Regions from separate parts of the Homo sapiens genome. Here region 1 is linked to region 2. The links are chromatin loops, found by intact Hi-C in ENCODE. Cell type or tissue: gastrocnemius medialis. All regions are shown on one strand. Links, peaks and the distances in the headings refer to the core of each region. The heading gives the core; the rest is flanking DNA. Region 1 has its middle 26 kb from the start of LINC02079. Region 2 overlaps PLXDC1 (plexin domain containing 1).

What was found. Hi-C counts contacts between places; a loop is a spot of excess contacts. Peaks named below come from ENCODE experiments on the same cell type or tissue, not always from the same donor. Only the 100,000 strongest peaks of a DNase experiment are listed, where the experiment ranks them.
Region 1: a loop joins it to region 2, with 4 times the contacts of the local background. A loop is called at or near these places in 6 of 110 quality-filtered maps.

What each region holds. Positions count from the first base shown.
Region 1 is chr17:38,996,688-39,006,347 of GRCh38, reverse strand. No RefSeq gene overlaps it. Among named protein-coding and RNA genes, the nearest start is that of LINC02079, 26 kb to the left of the region's middle. In gastrocnemius medialis, for the core only: no CTCF peak of the experiment used is centred there; DNase peaks (open chromatin) are centred at 3,017 and 3,847; H3K4me3 peaks cover 1,319 bases; H3K27ac peaks cover 4,667 bases.
Region 2 is chr17:39,138,996-39,148,655 of GRCh38, reverse strand. It overlaps PLXDC1 (plexin domain containing 1), which reads left to right. Exons shown (of 14, transcript NM_020405.5): 2 at 8,824-9,002. Among named protein-coding and RNA genes, the nearest start is that of PLXDC1, 7.8 kb to the left of the region's middle. In gastrocnemius medialis, for the core only: no CTCF peak of the experiment used is centred there; DNase peaks (open chromatin) are centred at 4,015 and 4,945; H3K27ac peaks cover 2,257 bases.

The DNA.
Region 1 (9,660 bases), core at 820-8,819, 140 kb after region 2:
TTGAGCCCAGGAGTTCAAGACCAGTCTGGGAAACATAGTGAGCCCTCATCTCTACCAAAAATAATGTTAAAAATTAGCTGGGCATGGTGGTGTGCACGTGTAGTCCTAGCTACTAGGGAGGCTGAGGCAGAGCTTGAACTGGGGTGGTTGAGGTTGAGTGCAGTGAGCTGTGATCATGCCACTGCACTCCAGCCTGGGTGACAGATCTAGATCCTCTCTCTTAAAAAAAAAAAAAAAAGGTACACAAAGAAGTGGATCTTGGCCGGGGGCGCTGGCTCACGCCTGTAATCCCAGCATTTTGGGAGGCTGAAGCAGGCAGTTCACCTGAGGTCAGAGGTCAGGAGTTCGAGACCAGCCTGCCCGACATGGTGAAACCCCGTCTCTACTAAAAATACAAAAATTAGCTGGGCATGGTGGCGCACGACTGTAATCCCAGCCACGCAGGAGACTGAGGCAGGAGAATCACTGGAACCCGGGAGGCGGAGGCTGCAATTAGTCGAGATCACACCACTGCACTCCAGACTGGGCGACAGAGTGAGACTCCGTCTAAGAAAAAAAAAAAGTAGATCTCCTAGGCAAAAGGTACCAAATACCACAGCAGATGTCATGAGGGGCAATACGGAAAAGCAGTAGCATCAACGTGTGATGAGAAAATCAGGAAAGCATAGGGGAGGAGCTGGTGGCATGTGAGATGTAGAATGTGCCCCAGAACTGTGAGCAGTTTGCTCTACCCAGCCATGTACTATGGACTCTAGAGGCCACACGATGGGTTCTACTCTGCAGTCCCTCCTCGCGATGATGCTGCTGATGGCCCTTATGGCGTGTTGGGGGCTTTGGTCCTATTTGTGCTCTTGGATAAGTGCAAGGTTTCCCCTGACTGCTCAGGGACGTCTGCCCCTAACACGGGACCCTTGTTGCTGGTGGAGATGGCTCTCAGGGTTTGCTTGTTAACCCCACAAAGCTGGGGGTTGCTGCAGCTCTCTGTGACTCTAGCAGATGGTTTGCTGGTTGAATCATTCGTTTTGTGCCACAGTGAGAATGACGAGGGGGTTGGAAGCACTGCTGGAGGGAAGAGTTATACCTGCTGGAGTCACGGCTCAAAATAGACCCATGGTTAGGACTTTTTTTTTTTTTTTTGAGTTGGAGTCTCACTGTCACCCAGGCTGGAGTGCAGTGGTGCAGTCTTGGCTCACTGCAACCTCCGCCCCTCAGGTTCAAGCCATTCTCCTGCCTCAGCCTACCGAGTAGCGGGATTACAGGCTTGCGCCACAACGCCCAGCTACTTTTTGTATTTTTAGTAGAGATGAGGTTTCACCATGTTGGTCAGACTGGTCTCAAACTCCTGACCTCAAGTGATCCGCCTACCTCGGCCTCCCAAAGTGCTAGGATTACAGGCGTGAGCCACCGCACCTGGCGATAATTAGAATTTTTACAGCCAGAGTGATGGAGGAGGGAATTATAAGAAGAAAGGCACAGGGGCAGGAACAATGCATTTTCAGAGAATTCCCAGTAAACGATGGGTGGTGGAGAGCAGGAGAGGAGAACCCTGGAGACGCATGTAGAGAAGCAGGATGGGGAAATTTTTAAAAACTCATAAAAATGTACTGAGGACTTAGACATAGCAATGGACAGCCAATGAAGGGGACTGGCGGAATTGTCACAAGACCTGAGGAATATTAATCTAACACAAATTAATAACACCATGGATTGGGAAGGAGGAAGAAATGGGGGCCAGGAGACCAGCTGGAAGGCCCTAAGTGCAATTACACCCTATTGTGATTGTGGCTTACTTCTGCAGGGCCCCCACCGGAATGCAGGGCTCTTGAAATAAGTGCTCTGCTGGCTTTCAAAATCTTGGGAATGGGACTGCACTGCATTAACTTTTTATTTTTCCAGTGCCTGGCACATAGTAGGTGCTCAATAAATATTTATTGAAAAGGAGAGAGAAAGACAGAAAAGGAAGGGAGAGAGAGACAAGGAGGGAGGAGGGAGGGGGAAGGGAAGGAAGTAGAAAAAAAATTATGAAAGCCAAACCTGTAAGGCTATGGAGATGGTTTAGATAGAGGTAATGAAGGCCTTTCTGGAGGGCACTCCAAACACGAAGGTGGGGAAACCACAGATACTTCTGTAAGAGGATCTATAGGACTTGGCAAGTGACTTGATGTGGGAGGAAAGCAAGAGTGAGGAATTTCTAGACGATCGGGAGAATGAGGGCACCATTAATAGAAATAAGACAAACGGGAACTGAAGTGGTTCGGTGGGAAAAGCAGTATGAGGATGATTTTCCTTTTTTTTTTTTTTTTTTTTTGAGATGGAGTCTCACTCTGTTGCCCAGGCTGGAGTGCAGTGGCATGATCTTGGCTCATTGCAGCCTCCGCCTCTTGGGTTCAAGGAATTCTTGTGCCTCAGCCTCCCGAGTAGCTGGGACTACAGGCATGCATCACCACGCCCAGCTAATTTTTTTGTATTTTTAGTAGAGATGAGGTTTCACCATGTTGGCCAGGCTGGTCGTGAACTCCTGGCCCCAAGTGATCCGCCTGCCTCAGCCTCCCAAAGTGCTGGGATTACAGGCGTGAGCCGTGGTGCCCAGCCATGGATGATTTTCATTTTGGACATTTTGAGTTTCAGGTGCCAGCAGGACCATCAAATGTAGCTGTCTAGCCAGCAGCTGGATACATGGACCGACAGCTCAGAAAGGAGCTCAGTGCTAAACGGCAGTCTGGGAAGACATCTGCAAAGAGGGCCTGATGGCAGTCCTGGGAGTGGGTGAGATCACGAAGCAGGAAGGAGAGAAAACAAGAGGCCAAAGGGCAAGAGTCTCGAGGATGCCAACACTTACGGGAAGAGAACAAGCAACTGTTGGAGAGAGAAAAGGAAAATGGGGAAAGTTCAGGATCCCTATCGCCAAGGAGGAGGGTTTCAGCAGGGCCAGATGCTTCCAAGATCAAGCCCGAGAAGAGCCTGCAATCCAGCAGCAATAGGAGGTCACAGGAGTTCTCAGAGGATCCACGGACTGTGACGTGCTGAGGGCGGATCCAGATTGTGCCGATTAAGAAAGAAGTGGGTGGTGAGATCCGGAAGCCGCCAGTAAAACACTCTTTGAAGGGCTTTGGCAGCAATGGGGGGAAGAAAGGAAGGACTGTGGCTCGAGGGGGAGGAGGGATGGGAGGAAGACTTGTTTTTAGAATGGGTGAGCTGAGAATGGATTTGTAGGTGGAAAAGAAGAAAACAGCCAGATGGGAAAGGAAGGAGGCAGAGGGCATTTGGTGGAGCGGAGAAGGCCCCGGAGAAGGAGGGGGAAATGAACAGAGTACATTTTTCTAAAGCACACTAATTGAAGTTGCACATCCATGGTAATAAGAAGTCCTCACATTTGAAAAGCAATGAAATGCAATCTCCAAAGTATTTTTATACACTCTATCTTATTTAATCCGGTGGGAGGTAGAGTACATTTATCTCTACTAAAATGTAAGGAGGTTAAATGATTTACCCAAGATCACCTCGCTCATCAACAGAAGAACTTGGGGTCAAGCACCTGTTGTGTCAGCACCGTGTGAGGTGCCTGAGAGCCCAGAAGGGACCGATAGAGGCTCCTGCCCTCAAGGAGCTCAAAGCCCAGGAGACTGAGCTTCCTTCTACTGGCAAAAATGCCCCAAAACATAATGTGCACAGAGGAGGACACTTTTTCAGACCGGGGAAGGGAGAGGAGTGGGATTCAAGGGAGGCTTTCCAGAAGAGGCGATGTTTGGGCTGAGCCTGGAAGGAAAAACCGCAATGACCCGGCTAAGTGGGCGGCGGCAAGAGGAAGTCCACTCCCAGCAAAGGAGGTTTGTGTGCAAGAGCCTGGGGCCTTTGGGAACTGTGAGCAATTCACTCCGCTGGAACACAGGGTAGGCGTGGCTGGGTACAGGAGAGGAGTGTGCCAAGATGGGGGTGGGAGGAACATGGCAGCCACCCTGAAGAATTCTAATTCCTTCCTTTTAAACCAGTGAGGCGTTTTGATCAAGGGAAAGATATCAGATTTGCATTCTAGAACACTCACTCTGGAGGTCCCCTGGAGGTAGTGCAGAGGATGGATTCAAGGAGGATGTTATGGGAGGCAGGGAGACTAGTTAAGATGCAAATACAGTGGCCTGGGCAAGAAAAGGGGAGGGCCTGGAAGGGGCAGTGGCATTTGTAATGGAACAGATAATGACTATCTGTCTGTGAAGAAAGAACTGGTCAGCCTTAGAGGAAGAATGAGATGAGGAAATAGGGAAAGGAAGGGTCTAGGATGATTTCCAGGTTCTGGCTTGAACAGAAGCAGGAAGAAAAGCAGATATTAGTGAGGATGGGGAGTTGGGTAGCAAATAAGTTCAGGACACATTGAGTTGAGAAGCCTATGGGACATCCAGGTGGAGGTGTCCACTTGGAGACAGAGGTCTGGAGCTCCTGGGGAGGCCGACCTAGAGATAATCTTTGTGAGTCATCAACATAAGTCACCAACATGAGCCACCAGTGGGGATGAGTGTTTGGAAGGAGAAGAGAAAAGGGCCTCTCACACAGCCTGGAGGAGCACTGGCATTTAAGAAGAAGGTGAAAGAAGCCAGGTGTGGTGGTTCACACCTATAATCCCAGCACTTTGGGAGGCCAAGGCAGGAGGATCACTTGAGCCCAGGAGTTCGAGACCAGCATGGGCAGGATGGCAAAACCTCATCCTACAAAAAATAAAATTAGCTAGGTGTGGTGGCATGTGCCTGTAGTCCCAGCTACTCGGGAGGCTGAGGCTGGAAGATGGTTTGAGCCTGGGAGGTCGGGGCTGCAGTGAACTGTGATTGCACCACTGCACTCCAATTGGAGTGGCAGAGCAAGACCCTGTCTCAAAGAAAAAAAAAAAAGGAAGAAAGAAGCAGGTGAAAAGGAGGTTGTGATATGACCAGTTGATATACAATAGATAGTAAAAAATGTTAAAACTATTTAAAAACAAAATGACGTTTTTAAAAATTGTAAAAATAGGCTGGTCGTGGTGGCTCACACCTGTAACCCCAGCATTTTGGGAGGCCGAGGCAGGTGGATCACTTGAGGTTAGGAGTTCAAGCCCAGCCTGGCCAACATGGTGAAACCCCATATCTACTAAAAGTACACAAATTAGCTGGGCGTGGTGGCAGCTGTAATCCCAGCTACTCAGGAGGCTGAGGCAGGAGAATCGCTTGAACCCAGGAGGCAGAGGCTGCAGTGAGCTGAGATTGTGCCACTGCACTCCAGCCTGAGCGACAGAGCGAGACTCCATCTCAAAATAAACAAACAAATTAAATAAATAAAAATTAAGATACAAAAATTAGCTGGGCATTGTGGCATGCTCCTGTAATCCCAGCTACTTAGGTGGCTGAGTCACAAGAATAGCTTGAACCCGGGAGGCAGAGGTTGCAGTAAGCCAAGATCACACCACTGCACTCCAGCCAGGGCGACAGAGCAAGACTGTCTCAAAAAATTTTTTAAAAATGGCAAAAATAGAAAAGAAAAGGCGGTGAGGAGAGGCCAGAGAGGCAGGAGAGAGAAAGTGATGTAGGAGAAGACATAGAGCTTGAGGGGGTCCTGTGGGAGGATGGTACTGAGAGTGAGAAGAGCACCATCTCGTTTGCTTTCAGGGGGAGGGGAGATGGCTTCCCCCAGGCTGGTCAGAGAAGGCTTTAGGAAATAGAAAAAACTGAGAAAAAGAAAAGCCCTTTCAAGCTGAGAAATGGAAGGGGAGAGGTTTGAGTTCCTCTTCGCTGTGTTTTCTTGACTCTTGCTGCCATAATCGGTGCATTCACAGAAAATAAAGCCTAGTCTCTGGTGAAATGTGGAGAATCAGATGTTCAAAATGTTTCTATTATGTGCTTCAAAGCCAGACTCGCTGAAAATGGAGACTATCCAATGTGATCATGCTGTCCTTAAAAACATTCCTTTGATAAACATTAAACTGTTCTGTTTACCAGAAATGTTAACAAGGAAAATAAACAGGGCTATTTAGGAGTATTTCAAAATTAAAGTTTAAAACATAAGAGAAAACAGGAGGCACACAAAAAAGAAAAATCCAAAACTTCATGAACATTGCAGACCTCAGCTGCCCTTGAAATCTTTTTCTCTGCCTAACATTATGTAATTCTTCATCAGCCAAATATATCAGTTTCACATGCTAAAATTCACTGTGTATGTGTCATACTTAAAGGACATGGTATTGAAAGGAAACAATAATATAAAGCTATGTACAAAGGTTTTGGAACCAATGCACATATAGACCTGAGAGTTATCTAAAGAAACTTTAAGGATATTATTGAAAAATAAGTGAGGGGGAACCAGACGTCCCCCTCAGATGGTGTAATTGACCCAGGCGCCCTAACTGATCCTCGTGCTGAAAACAACTAAAAATTCTGGATCAAATACTAAAAATATCTTCCTCTAAATAAATGAATGAAAGTAAGGAATATTCAGCCAAACCATGTGACAACAGATACCCAGAGAGATAAACAGAGCAATTGCCAAACCAGTAGCTTTCAGTTTTTAAGACCTTAAGGAGCTCCAGGGACAGAAGACAGAACTCAAGGTCTGCCCAAGATGGAGATTCTAATTGCATATTCTCTCACACAGGTGAGACCCTAAAGCTATACCCTTACTATTAGGCTAAACTAGAAATACATCTGACCACAAGGGGCTATAGCCAAAATGGCCTTGGTTCTTGGTACTACATAAAAGTGAAAAAGGGCCAGGTGTGGTGGCTCACGCCTGTAACCCCAGCACTTTGGGAGGCTGAGGCGGGTGGATCACGAGGTTGGGAGATCGAGACCATCCTGGCTAACACAGTGAAACCCCATCTCTACTAAAAATACAAAAAATTAGCCAGGCGTGGTGGCAGGCGCCTGTAGTCCCAGCTACTCCGGAGGCTGAGGCAGGAGAATGGTGTGAACCCAGGAGGCGGAGCTTGCAGTGAGCCAAGATTGCGCCACTGCATTCCAGCCTGGGTGACAGAGCAAGACTCCATCTCAAAAAAAAAAAAAAAAGTGAAAAAGAACTCCTGAAAAAGATATAAAAGCTAGTCCTAACAATTTGCAGTTTAGTTTCACAGGGTCGAATCGTCTGAAAAGCCTCCAGCAGAGATTTTAATTTAAAGTGGTCCTAAGGGCCAGGTGTGGTGGCTCACGCCTATAATCTCAGCACTTTGGGAGGCCAAGGCAAGTGGATCACCTGGCAAGTGGATCACCTGAGGTCGGCAGTTTGCGACCAGCCTGGCCAACATGATGAAACCCCATCTCTACTAAAAATACAAAAATTAGCTGGGCTTGGTGGCAGGCACCTGTAATTCCAGCTACTCGGGAGGCTGAGGCAGGAGAATCACTTAAACCCAAAAAACGGAGGTTGCAGTGAACCAAGATGGCACCACTGTACTCCAGCCTGGGTAACAAGAGTGAAACTCCACCTCAAAAATAAATAAATAAATAAATAAAATAAAACAAAGTGGTCCTAAGTACCTAAAGTGCTAGAAGAAGCATATGCAATTCTCTCTAGAAGAACCCACCTTTATCTCAGGCCTCAAAAAATTCCCACATATAGTTTTGATAAAAATAACCACAGAATCAAAAATCACAAAACCGAAACAAACTAGGCACCATGAGCAAAAGAAGCAGAAATATAGACAGCAGAATCAGACCTACAAAGACTGTAGATATAGAAATTATCAGAAACATGACATAAAATTACTATTTTAGAGCTTTTAAGAAATAAAAATGAGGCCAGGCATGGTGGCTCACACCTGTAATCCCAACACTTTGGGAGGCCGAGGTGGACAGATCACGAAGTCAAGAGATGGAGACCATCCTGGCCAACATGGTGAAACCCTGTCTCTACTAAAAATACAAAAATTAGTTGGGCATGGTGGTGCATGCCTGTAGTTCCAGCTACTCGGGAGGCTGAGGCAGGAGAATCGCTTAATCCCGGGACTGCGGAGGTTGCAGTGAACCCAGATGGTGCCACCGCACTCCAGCCTGGGTGACAGAGCAAGACTCTGTCTCAAAAAAAAAAAAAGAAAAAGAAAAAGAAAGACAGACAAATGGAATTAATAATAAAAGAATATACAAATGACCAAGCAGTTTTTTTTAAAAAAAATACAATTCTGGAGATGAAAAATATAGTAATAAAAATTTTAAATTCATTGGACAGATTTAATAGCAGGTTAGACACAACTGAAAAGAGAAGGCAGTTCAGAGGAAGAAGGGGTGAAAAAAAGCAGAGAAAACAGAGTGAAAGAAATGATGCAGATGACAGCACAGTGAGAAAAATAAATGGAAAATGAGCCGGGCACTGTATCTGTAATCTCACTGCTGGGATTATGGGCTCACACCTGTAATCCCAGCACTTTGGGAGGCCAAGGCAGGAGGATTGCTTGAGGCCAGGAGTTTGAGACCAGCCTAGGCAACATAGTGAGACCTAGTGTCTGCAAAAACACAAAAATTAGCCAGGTGTCGTGGTGCATGCCTGTAGTCCCAGCTACTCAGGAGGCTGAGGCAGGAGGATTGCTTGAGGCCTGGAGGTGGAGGTTGCAGTGAGTTGTGATTGCACCACTGCACTACAGCCTAGGTAACAGAGCAAGGCCTTGTCAAAAAAAAAGAAAAAGAAAGGGGAGGGCAGGGGAAGGGAGGGGAGAAGGAAGGGAGAAAGAGAGAGAGGAAGGGAAAGAAAGAGAGAGAGGAAGGGAAAGAAAGAAAATAAATGGAAAATAAGATACCCAGATTCAAGAACCTCAGTAACTTCATAACAGAAATAAAAGGAAATCCACATTTCAACACATTATAATAAAATTGCAGAGCACTGAAGACAGAGACTAGATCTTAGAAACAGACAAAAGAGGCTGGGCGCAGTGGCTTATACCTGTAATCCCAACACTTTGGGAGGCCGAGGCGGGTAGATTGCTTGAGGTCAGGCGTTCAAGACCAGCCTAGACAACATGGCAAAACCCCATCTCTACTAAAAATACAAAAAATTAGCTGAGCGTGGTGGCAGGCGCCTGTAATCCCAGCTACTTGGGAGGCTGAAGCAGAATTGCTTGAACCCAGGAGGTGGAGGTTGCAGTGAGCTGAGATTCATGCCATTGCACTCCAGCCTGGGCAACAAGAGCGAAACTCCATCTCAAAAAAAAAAAAAAAAAGAAAAGAAAAGAAACAGACAAAAGAGTCAGAAAACTTCAGCCTGAAACAATTTGATTGACAGCTGATTTCTCAAGAGCAACAATAAAAGTAAGATGATGATGGAATAATACCTTCAATGTGCTGAGGAAATTACCATCAACCTAGAACTCTATACCCACTGAAAATATCTATAAAGAACAAAGGAGAAGAAGGAGGAAGAGGAGGAGAGGAGGAGGAGGAATATCAAACAAATAGAACCTAAAATCATTTGCTACCAAAGACCCTTTTCTTAGGAAATTCTTAGGAAACGACAGATAAACAGATAGATGCCAGGCACAGTGGCTCACATCAATTACCTCAGCCTGAAGTAACTACTTCAGGCAGAAGGAACGTAACCTCAGATGGAAGGAATGAGATAAAGGAAGGAGTGAATCACATGTGAACTCTGTATTTTATCTGATCTGCTACTGACTACATAAAACTACAACAAAATCTACAGCTAACATCTAAAAAGCTAACA
Region 2 (9,660 bases), core at 721-8,720:
TGAGACCAGCCTGGCTAACATGGTGAAACCCCGTCTCTACTAAATATACAAAAATTAGTATATTTAGTATTGTTATTAATATTATTAATATTAGTATATTAGTAAAAATTAGCCAGGCGTGGTGGTGCATGCCTGTAATCTCAGTTACTCAGGAAGCTGAGGCAGGAGAATAGCTTGAACCCGAGAGGCAGAGGTTATAGTGAGCTGAGATCGCACCACTGCACTCCAGCCTGGGCAACAGAGTAAGACTCTGTCAAAAAAAAAAATTAAAATTAAAATAAAAAATTAGCTGGGCATGGCGGTGTGCGCCTGTAGTCCCAGGTACTCGGAAGGCTGAGGCAGGAGGATCGTTTGAGCCCAGGAACTGGAGGCTGCAGTGAGCTATGATCATGCCACATAGTGAGGGCAGCATAACGAGGTCCCATCTTTTTTTAAAAAAAGGAGGGAAGGAGGTTGGACCAGATTGTCTCTAGGGCTCCAACAACCTGAGACTAAAATGCGAACTTATGGAGGTCAGGCAGCCCCTCCCTCATCCCACCATCTTCTCTAGCTCTCCCCAGATTCACCCCTTAACCCACTCCAGCTGCCGTCCCCTCCGATCGACAGATAACTAACTGGCTTCTTCTCATTCAGGTCTTAATCAGCTCAAGGGGACCCTCCTCAGAGAGCCCCACCTCATGGCTCTGTGTAGAGTAGCAACAACCCCAACCCTTTCCTCTGTCTGATTTTCTTCATAGCCCTTACCAAATGATTCATTTTGTATGTCTCCATGAAGAAAACTAGACTCTTCCTGGGTACAGGGCTTGTGTCCCCCCAGCACCCAGCACAGTGCCTGCGACTCAATAAAAGTGTATTGAATGAATGAGTGAGTGACTGAGTGAGTATATCAGAGGTGGCACAGATCCCAGACTCTCCCCTCAAGGGACACACATAGAGAGCTGAACTCTTCTTGCTGTCCCTCCCTTCCCCTCCCCTCCCCTTCCCTCCCTCCCTCTTCCCTTCTGCTACCTGGTGGTCCCTCCCTGCACTTCCTTTGACTCCTTCCCTCTCCCCAGGTGAGGGTCCTCAGTGGGTCCCTACCTGCCAGAGGAAAGGGAGAGGGTATGGTTAGGGGCTTTGTAACTTGGAGGCAGGATTTCAGTTTAGGGTTTGGAGCCTTCCCTGGCCCCTCTGAAAGCTGGTCCTGTGACCCTAACTGGTGTGTTGCCCAAGGTGCAGCAAGTTGACACACCAACACCGAGGGGGCAGCAGAGAAAGAGTTTCATCATCGTGGGGCAGCATTTGGGGCTAGAGGTTTTATGGGGTTTGGGGTGGGGTGGCCAACGTGTGGGAATTGTTAATTGGTTGAAGAGTGCATGAAGAAATAAAGAAACTGCATTCTCATGTTAAATCAGTTCCTCGGCTGGGCGCGGTGGCCCGCGCCTGTAATCCCAGCACTTTGGGAGGTCGAGGTGGGTGGATCACAAGGTCAGGAGTTCGAGACCAGCCTGCCCAATATGGTGAAACCCTGTCTCTACTAAAAACACAAGAAAATTAGCTGGGCGTGGTGGTACATGCCTGTAATCCCAGCTACTTGGGAGGCTGAGGCAGGAGAATTGCTTGAATCCGGGAGGCAGAGGTTGCAGTGAGCCGAGATCGTGCCACTACACTCCAGCCTGGGTGACAGAGCGAGACTCCGTCTCAAAAAAAAAAAAAAAAAAAAAAAAATCATTTCCTGTCTGAGGGTCTTCGAATTGGCCCTTCTGCTGGAATTCAGGATCCGAAAACCATCTTAATCCTTCTTTTTTTTTTTTCTTTTTTGAGACAGGGTCTCACTCTGTTGTTCAGGCTGGAGTGCAGTGGTGTGATCATAGCTCACTGCTGCCTCAACTTCCTGGGCTCAAGTGATCCTCCTGCCTCTGCTTCCTGAGTAGCTGGGACTGCAGGCATGCACCACCACATCTGGCTAATTTTTTAAAATTTATTATTAATAATAAATTAAATTTTATAATACCTTTTTTTATTATAAAAAAGACAAGGTCTTGCCATGTTGCCCAGGCTGATCTCCAACTCCTGGGCTCAGGTAATCCTCCTGTCTTGGCCTTCCAAAGTGCTGGGACTACAGGCATGAGCCACCATGTCCAGACTTTAAAAAAAATTTTAGTAGAGATGGGGTCTTGCTATGTTGTCCAGTCTGGTCTCGAACTCCTGGACTCAAGTGATCCCACCACCTCACCCTCCCAAAGTGTTGGGATTATAGGCATGAGCCACTGCACCTGGCCTTAAACAATTCTTAAATAAAAGCTGGCCAGGCGTGGTGGCTCATGCCTATAATCCCAGCACTTTGGGAGGCCAAGGCGGGAGCATCATTTGAGGTCAGGAGCTCAAGACTAGCCTGGCCAACATGGTGAAACCCCATCTCTGCTAAAAATATAAAAATTAGCTGGGTGTGGTGGCGCACTCCTGTAGTCCCAGCTACTTGGGATGGTGAGGCAGGAGAATTGCTTGAACCCGAGAGGTGGAGGTTGCAGGGAGCTGAGATCACACCAATGTACTCCAGCCTGGGTGACATATCGAGATTCCCTCTCAAAAAAAAAAAAAAAAAAGGAATGGGCCGAAGTGCAGCCTGATTAATGCTTAATTACTCCTATACTTCTGCCCAGAACCCGGCATGTAATTCTTGTTAACCCTGAGAAGACGGTTTCAGTCCTCATGTGAAACCCAGGGAAGGCAGGGCGACTTGCTGGGTGCTCTGTGTATATGATTTTGTTAAAGTGTCAAACCTACCAAGTTTATGTTTTATCAGCCCCATCTCACAGATGAGGAAACTGAGTCTTAGAGAGTGTGTGTAATTTGTCCAATGTTGTAGTTAGTAGGTGGTAGATTCAGGGTTCAGTGTCTAGCTTGTCTGATTCCAAACCTGTGTTGTTTTACTGCTCTGATACTACAATGAAGTTCCAAGGGAAGGGTGTTTCCAGTTCGGTGTATCTCAGGTACTCAGGGCATTTAAAGATGCTCTCCCTTCCCTCCCCTCCCCTCGCCTCCTTTCTCTTCTCCTCTTTTTCTCAGCCTGTGGGACAGGATGAGCCAGGGACAGGTGAGCTGGAAGCCGGAGAGAGATGGAATCAAGTTCACCCTCTAGGTGGCTTGTCCTGGCTATGGTGGGGGAGATTAGCTCTAGGGCATTAAGGGTGGAGGCTGACCCAGGATAGAGGCTGTGGTAACCTGAGCTATGGGGTGGCCCAGGGCTGGGATGCCAAGTTTGGGTGTTGGGTGAGATGAGGATGGCTTGGCCCAGGCTCTGGGGCCGCACAACCTGGCCTCCTGAGGTCAGCCCCATTCCCCCTTGCCCTGAAATGGGACCAGTGCCAGCTGAGGGGACTGGGACGCTACTGCTGGGCTGTACCCTGCATGCTGGGGGACACAGTCTCCCAGGGAAGCTCTCAGGTTCAGGCCCAATGGCAGCCTGAGTAGGGCCCTCCAAGAACCTAGCCCACATGCCAGCCCCACCCCGGGGCTGCCCCTGCACCCTGGGAAACAGTGGGGATTGTCGGTCACTTTTTACTGCACTTTCTGTGGTTCTGAGTAGGCTCTGGAGCCAGCCTGCCTGAGTTCAGATCCTGCCATGGACTGGTTCTGTGACCTTGGGAGGTTCCTTAACGTCTTTGTGCCTCAGTTTCTCCATTTGTAAAATGGATTTTAAACTAGTAACTATTTCATGGGATTATTGTGGGGATTAAGGGGGTGGATGTGTTTAAAGCCCCTGGAATAGTGCTAGCACAGAGCAGCATTCTCTGAAAGTCAGCTATCATTTTTATTACTAGGGTGATTATTATGGCATCCCACTGGACTGCACACTACTTGGGGCCATGAGTGAGTGAATCAATGAATGAACAGCTTGTGTTCCGGAAGCTCCTTGGCAACACATGCAGGCGGGGAACGGGTCCAGGGAAAATGGAGCTCTCTCCAGTGGAAGGCAGGTGGGGTGAGGAGTGGCTGAGGGTTGGGCAGGTGTCCAACTTGTGTGTGAGCACATACGGGAAGGCCGAGGCTTTCAGGAAAGTCTTTGTGGGCATGTGCACAGGCACGTGGGCCCCTGCACATACACGTGAGCAACCAGCTGTGTTGGCTTCTTTCATGAGTCGTGGGGATGACGTCCTGTCCCAGGCAACAGGGAAGGAAGGGTGGCCAGGAAACAGATGTAGTATGGGTTGGAAGAGTAAGATTCAGGGCTAGGCCAGGGTAGGCCAGGGTCCTGGTCAAGCTCCCTCTCCATCCCTCGCCCTGCCCTCTTTCATGGACTCTTTACCTCTTACCCTGGCCTGAGCTCTCTATAAAACCTCATTTGTGTTTCTCACTTGACGCTTATGGCAGCCTGTACTGTGGGCACCATCGTCAAATCCATTTGAGTCACTAGGGAGCTGAGGATTAGAGAGGAAAACTGATGGGGCTAAGGTCCCATAACTTGTGAGTGGCAAGACTGGGTGTGGAGGTCAACCCAGTGTCTCTTCCCTGGCCACCCCCAGCTGGGCCCCCTCCCTGTCCTTCCCCGGGCTGCAGGCCTCCACCATCCCGCCTCCTGTCTCGGCTCCAGGTTTGTGAATCCTGAAGATCCCCAACACTCCTCTCTGGGCCGCTGAGCCCCTCCACTTGTTCACTACCCGCTCTATCCTGTTCTGGCTCCTGCCCAGGCCCCAGGGCTGCTTGCAGGAAGACCTGGGGAGCTGGGCAGACCAGCCCAGCACAAACAGCTCTGTCTCCAGAAGCAGCTGTGGGCCCCACCCAAGAGAGACCAGACAGCCCTGGCTTGGGCCTGGGCAGTGGGCAGGCTGCCTTCCCAGCCCTGGACTCATGTCCATCTGTGGGCAGCCAGTGGGCATCTTGGGGAAGGGGTCTGGGGACTGCCCTCCTCCCCACGTGCTCCAGCAGCATCTGGTTGCTATTAGGGGCAGAGAAGTGAGAGGGGGCCGGCAAGGGTCCAGTAGGCGCCAGCAGCCAAGAATGACTTAATTGGATACAATGTCTAATGACAAAGCAGGGCCCCACAGCGGAGTTCTGGCCTCAGCCCCAGGCCTGGGCCTGGCCAAGCCTGGTCTCAACCTCTGTCCTTGCTGGCTCCCAGGAGCTACCCTATGCACTGCGTCCTCAATTCTGCAGTGATGGAGCACCTGCTGTTTGCTGGACATGCCAAATTTGAAGAAGGTGGAGAGAATCCTGGGGGAACTCAAATCTACCAGGGAGATAGGCACATAGTCGCACACGTAGGTGCTCTAGGAGAGGGAGAGCCACATCCAGGAGCTCTGGGGAGTGGGCTGGGGGAAGGCAGAGGTTGAGACAGGTATCTGACACAGGGTGGGCCTGAAATGGAAGAGGGTCATAGGTGGGGAATGTCAGATCCACCTATCTGATGGTCTGTTCTCATATATACATCCATAGTAGGTGTGACCATTAGAATGACAATAAAAGCCACAGCTTTGGGGGGCATAAATCTTTTTGAAGTGGAAAAGGATGGTTTTTGTGTTGTTTATTTATTTATTTGGAGAAGGAGTTTCGCTTTTTTGTCCAGGCTGGAGTACAGTGGCGCAATCTCGGCTCACTGCAACCTCTGCCTCCCAGGTTCAAGCAATTCTCCTGCCTCAGCCTCCCGAGTAGCTGGGATTATGGGTGCCCGCCACCATGCCCGGCTAATTTTTGTATTTTTAGTAGAGACGGGGTTTCGTCATGTTGGCCAGGCTGGTCTCGAATTCCTGACCTCAGGTGATCCACCCACCTCAGCCTCCCAAAGTGCTAGGATTATAGGTGTGAGCCACCACGCCCGGCCTTTTGTTAGAACTAATTTAACAGACCTGGTGCAGTGGCTCACGCTTATAATCCCACCACTTTGGGAGGCCAAGGTGGAAGGACCGCTAGAGCCCAGGAGTTCAAGGCCAGTGTAGGCAACATGGTGAAACCCAGCCTCTACGAAAAATACAAAATAAAATAATAATAACTAGCCGGGTGTGGTGGCATGCAACTGTAGTACCAGCTACTCAGAAGGCTGAGGTGGGAGGATTGCTTGAGCCTGAGAGGTCAAGCGTACAGTGAGCTGTGATTGTGCCACTGCACTCCAGCCTGCATGCTAGAGTGAGACCCTGTCTCAAAAAAAGCATGCATTTAACAACCTAGAGGGAACTGGAGAGGAGATCATGGAACCTAAAGCCATTTCGCAACCTCCAGAAATGGAGGTTCGCATGGCCGCGAAATGGCCTGTGTGTAGTCACTTTCCAATCCTGTGCCCATGGCAGACATTGCTTATTGATCTTCACAGTCCTTCCTGCTAAATACAAGAGGAGCCTTTGCATTCTCAGTTGGAGTGCCTCTGGCTGTCACGAATGGATTGCAGATGGCATGTGATATGAAACCTATTTGCCATCCTAGACAGTATCTAGGTAGTGATAGGAGTAAAACAGTAAAAAATTACCCCTCCCTCAATGGGGCAAGGGGGGGTTAATTTTATTCCCCAGGGGATATTTGGCAATGTTTGGAGACGTTTTTCATTGTCACAGCTTGGGATGGGGAGGAGCGTGGTGCTACTGGCATTTAGTGAGCAGGGGCCAAGGCTGCGGCTGCTAAACATCTTACAGAGCACTGGACAGTTCCCGCATAACAATGAATTATCCAGTCCAACCAACAATCCAATTTAAAAACAGGAAAAAGACTTAAATAGACATTTCTCCAAAGAAGATATACAAATGGCCCACAAGCATATGAAAAGATGTTCGGCATCACTAATCATCAGGGAAATGCCAATTTATAAAAACGATGAGATATAACCTCATACCTGTTAGGATGGCTACTATAAAAAAAACAGAAAATAACAAGTATTGGCAAGAATGTGGAGAGATTGGAACCCATGTGCACGGTTGGTGGGAATGTAAAATGGTCCAGTCATTTTACATGGAAAACATTTTATATGGAAAACAGTATGACAATTCCTCAAAAAATTAGAAATAGAATTACCATACAATCCAGCAATTCCGCTTCTGGGTATATACCCAAAAGAATTGAAGGCCAGGTCTCAAAGAGATATTTGTACACCCATGTTTGTAGCAGCATTGTTCACAATAGCTAAAACGTGGAAGCAAAACAGACATCCATTGATAGTTGAGTGGGTTAGCAAAATGTGGTATATCCACACAATGGAATATTATTCAGCCTTCAAAAGGAAGTCAATTCTGCCATATGCTACGACATGAATGAACCTTGAATTTATTATGCTAAGTGAAATAAGCCAATCACAAAAAGACAAATATAGTATGATGCCATTTATATGAGATACTTAGAGTAGTCAAAATCATAGATACAGGCTGCGCGCTGTGGCTCATATCTGTAATCCCAGCACCTTGGGAGCCAAGGCAGGAAAATTGCTTGAGACCAGGAATTCAAGACCAACCACCCTGAACAAAATAGTGAGACCCTGTCTCTATAAAAAGTAAAAAGATTAGCTGGGCATGGTGGCGCATGCCTATAGTCCCAGCTACTTAGGAAGCTGAGGTGGGAGGATCGCATGAGCCCAGCAGTTGGAGGCTGCAGTGAGCTATGATCGCACCACTACTCCCCAGCCTGGGTGACAGAGCAAGGCCCCATCTCTTAAATAAAATAAAATAACAGGGGTGAATAGGGAGTTATTATTTAACGGGTACAGAATTTTAGTTTTACAAGGTGAAAAGAGTTATGCAGATAGATGGTGGTGATGGTCATACAACATTAGGAATGTATTTAATGTTACTGAATTGTACACTTGGAAATGGTTAGATGGCAAATTTTGTTATGTGTATTTTGCCACAATAAAAAAATTGGAAAAGGAATTATCCAGTCCAAATGTCAATAGTACCGAGGTTGAGAAGCCCTGAACGAAAAGAACTCTGGCTTCTAGTCCCCTGACCCCACTGGGAAATAGGATTATGTGCCATTTCTGCCAGAGAAATAAGAAACTGGTTTGGAAGGCTCAACGGCAATGGTTCTCACCCTTGCCTGCAGAGTTAAGTCCAAGACTCCTCAAAATCTCCCCTGAGGCTCTTTTAAGAAATCGAGGCTAGGCGCGGTGGCTCACGCCTGTAATCCCAGCACTTTGGGAGGCCGAGACGGGTGGATCACGAGGTCAGGAGATTGAGACCATCCTGGCTAACACGGTGAAACCTCGTCTCTATTAAAAATACAAAAAATTAGCTGGGCGCGGTAGCGGGCGCCTGTAGTCCCAGCTACTCGGGAGGCTGAGGCAGGAGAATGGCGTGAACCCTGGAGGCGGAGCTTGCAGGGAGCGGAGCTCGGGCCACTGCACTCCAGCCTGGGTGACAGAGCGAGACTCCATTTCAAAAAAAGAAAAAGAAAAAGAAATTGAATGCCCAGGCTACACCATAGACCAGTTACAAGAGATCTCTAGGGTGGGACCCAGACATCAGGAACTTTTGAAGCTGTCCAGGTGACTCCAGTGTATAGCTGAGGTTGAGAATAATCACCCTTTGGAGGCAGATCAGCTTGGGTTTGAAACTTACCTGCATGCCTAACCCACTGCGTGACTTTTAACCTCTGAGCCTCTGATTCTTGTTTGCAAAATGGAGAACATCCTAACTACTGCGGAGAGCTGGCATGAGGATTAAAAGGATATGTGCGAAGTGCTTGGCCTGGAGCTGGGCACGTGACTCTCAGTACACATTGGGTGTCTCCTGTCCTGGTAGTCAGTCAAGTGTCTGCAAATTCTACAGTGGCATGGTGTTGGGGCCCTTGCAGAATAACTGGGCTGGATTCCCCTCCTGATCTTCATTCCGGACTGCTGGCACTCAGGTTTCTGTCCCCTTCTCCCAGGTCACGATGAGGGCCCAGGCTCTGGATGGGCTGCCAAAGGGACCGTGCGGGGCTGGAACCGGAGAGCCCGAGAGAGCCCTGGGCATGTGTCAGAGCCGGACAGGACCCAGCTGAGCCAGGACCTGGGTGGGGGCACCCTGGCCATGGACACGCTGCCAGATAACAGGACCAGGGTGGTGGTGAGTGCTGGAGGAACATGGAGGGGGAGCGAAGTGGGGGTGGGGGAGGTCTCACCAGCTGCCCCAGGTGTGCTTGTCCTACATGCAAATCACATATCATTTGGGGTTGGCCCCGGAGGACAGGGTGGAGAGAAGAATCCCCGGGGAGGGGATGGAAGCAGGGCCCAGACTGGGTCATAAAATCACAGCATCTCAGCGTTTCATAGGCTGCCTACTCCCTCCTGGACCCAGAGACATCAAATGGATTGTATCAGGATGCACAGCCTGACCACAGCATTCCTGAAACTGGACTCTCCCATGACTTAGGGAAGAAAAAGCTGACAGTGGCCTTATGAGTCACATCTCAGCTGCCAGATGGGGCCCTTCCCCACCCCATTTCTGCCCCATCTACAGACTGGGGCGCAAGAGGATTAATGGCTGCTTAGCCTAAGGGCTGGGCACTCAGCAGGGGGCTGAGTAGAGAAAGCAATTAGGGTGCAGCTCCTGGAGACAACCTCCTTGGCCTGGGGCAGTTCTGGGGTGCTGGCACAGGGAGGAGAGGCCTGGAGGGAGTGCTCTTCTCTCAGGGTTTCCGGGAGGCTCTTGGAAGCCTCGGTGTGTCTGGGGGTGAATCTATTAATATAATTGTGCGTTTCTGGGAATGGGTGTGTGTGTCATG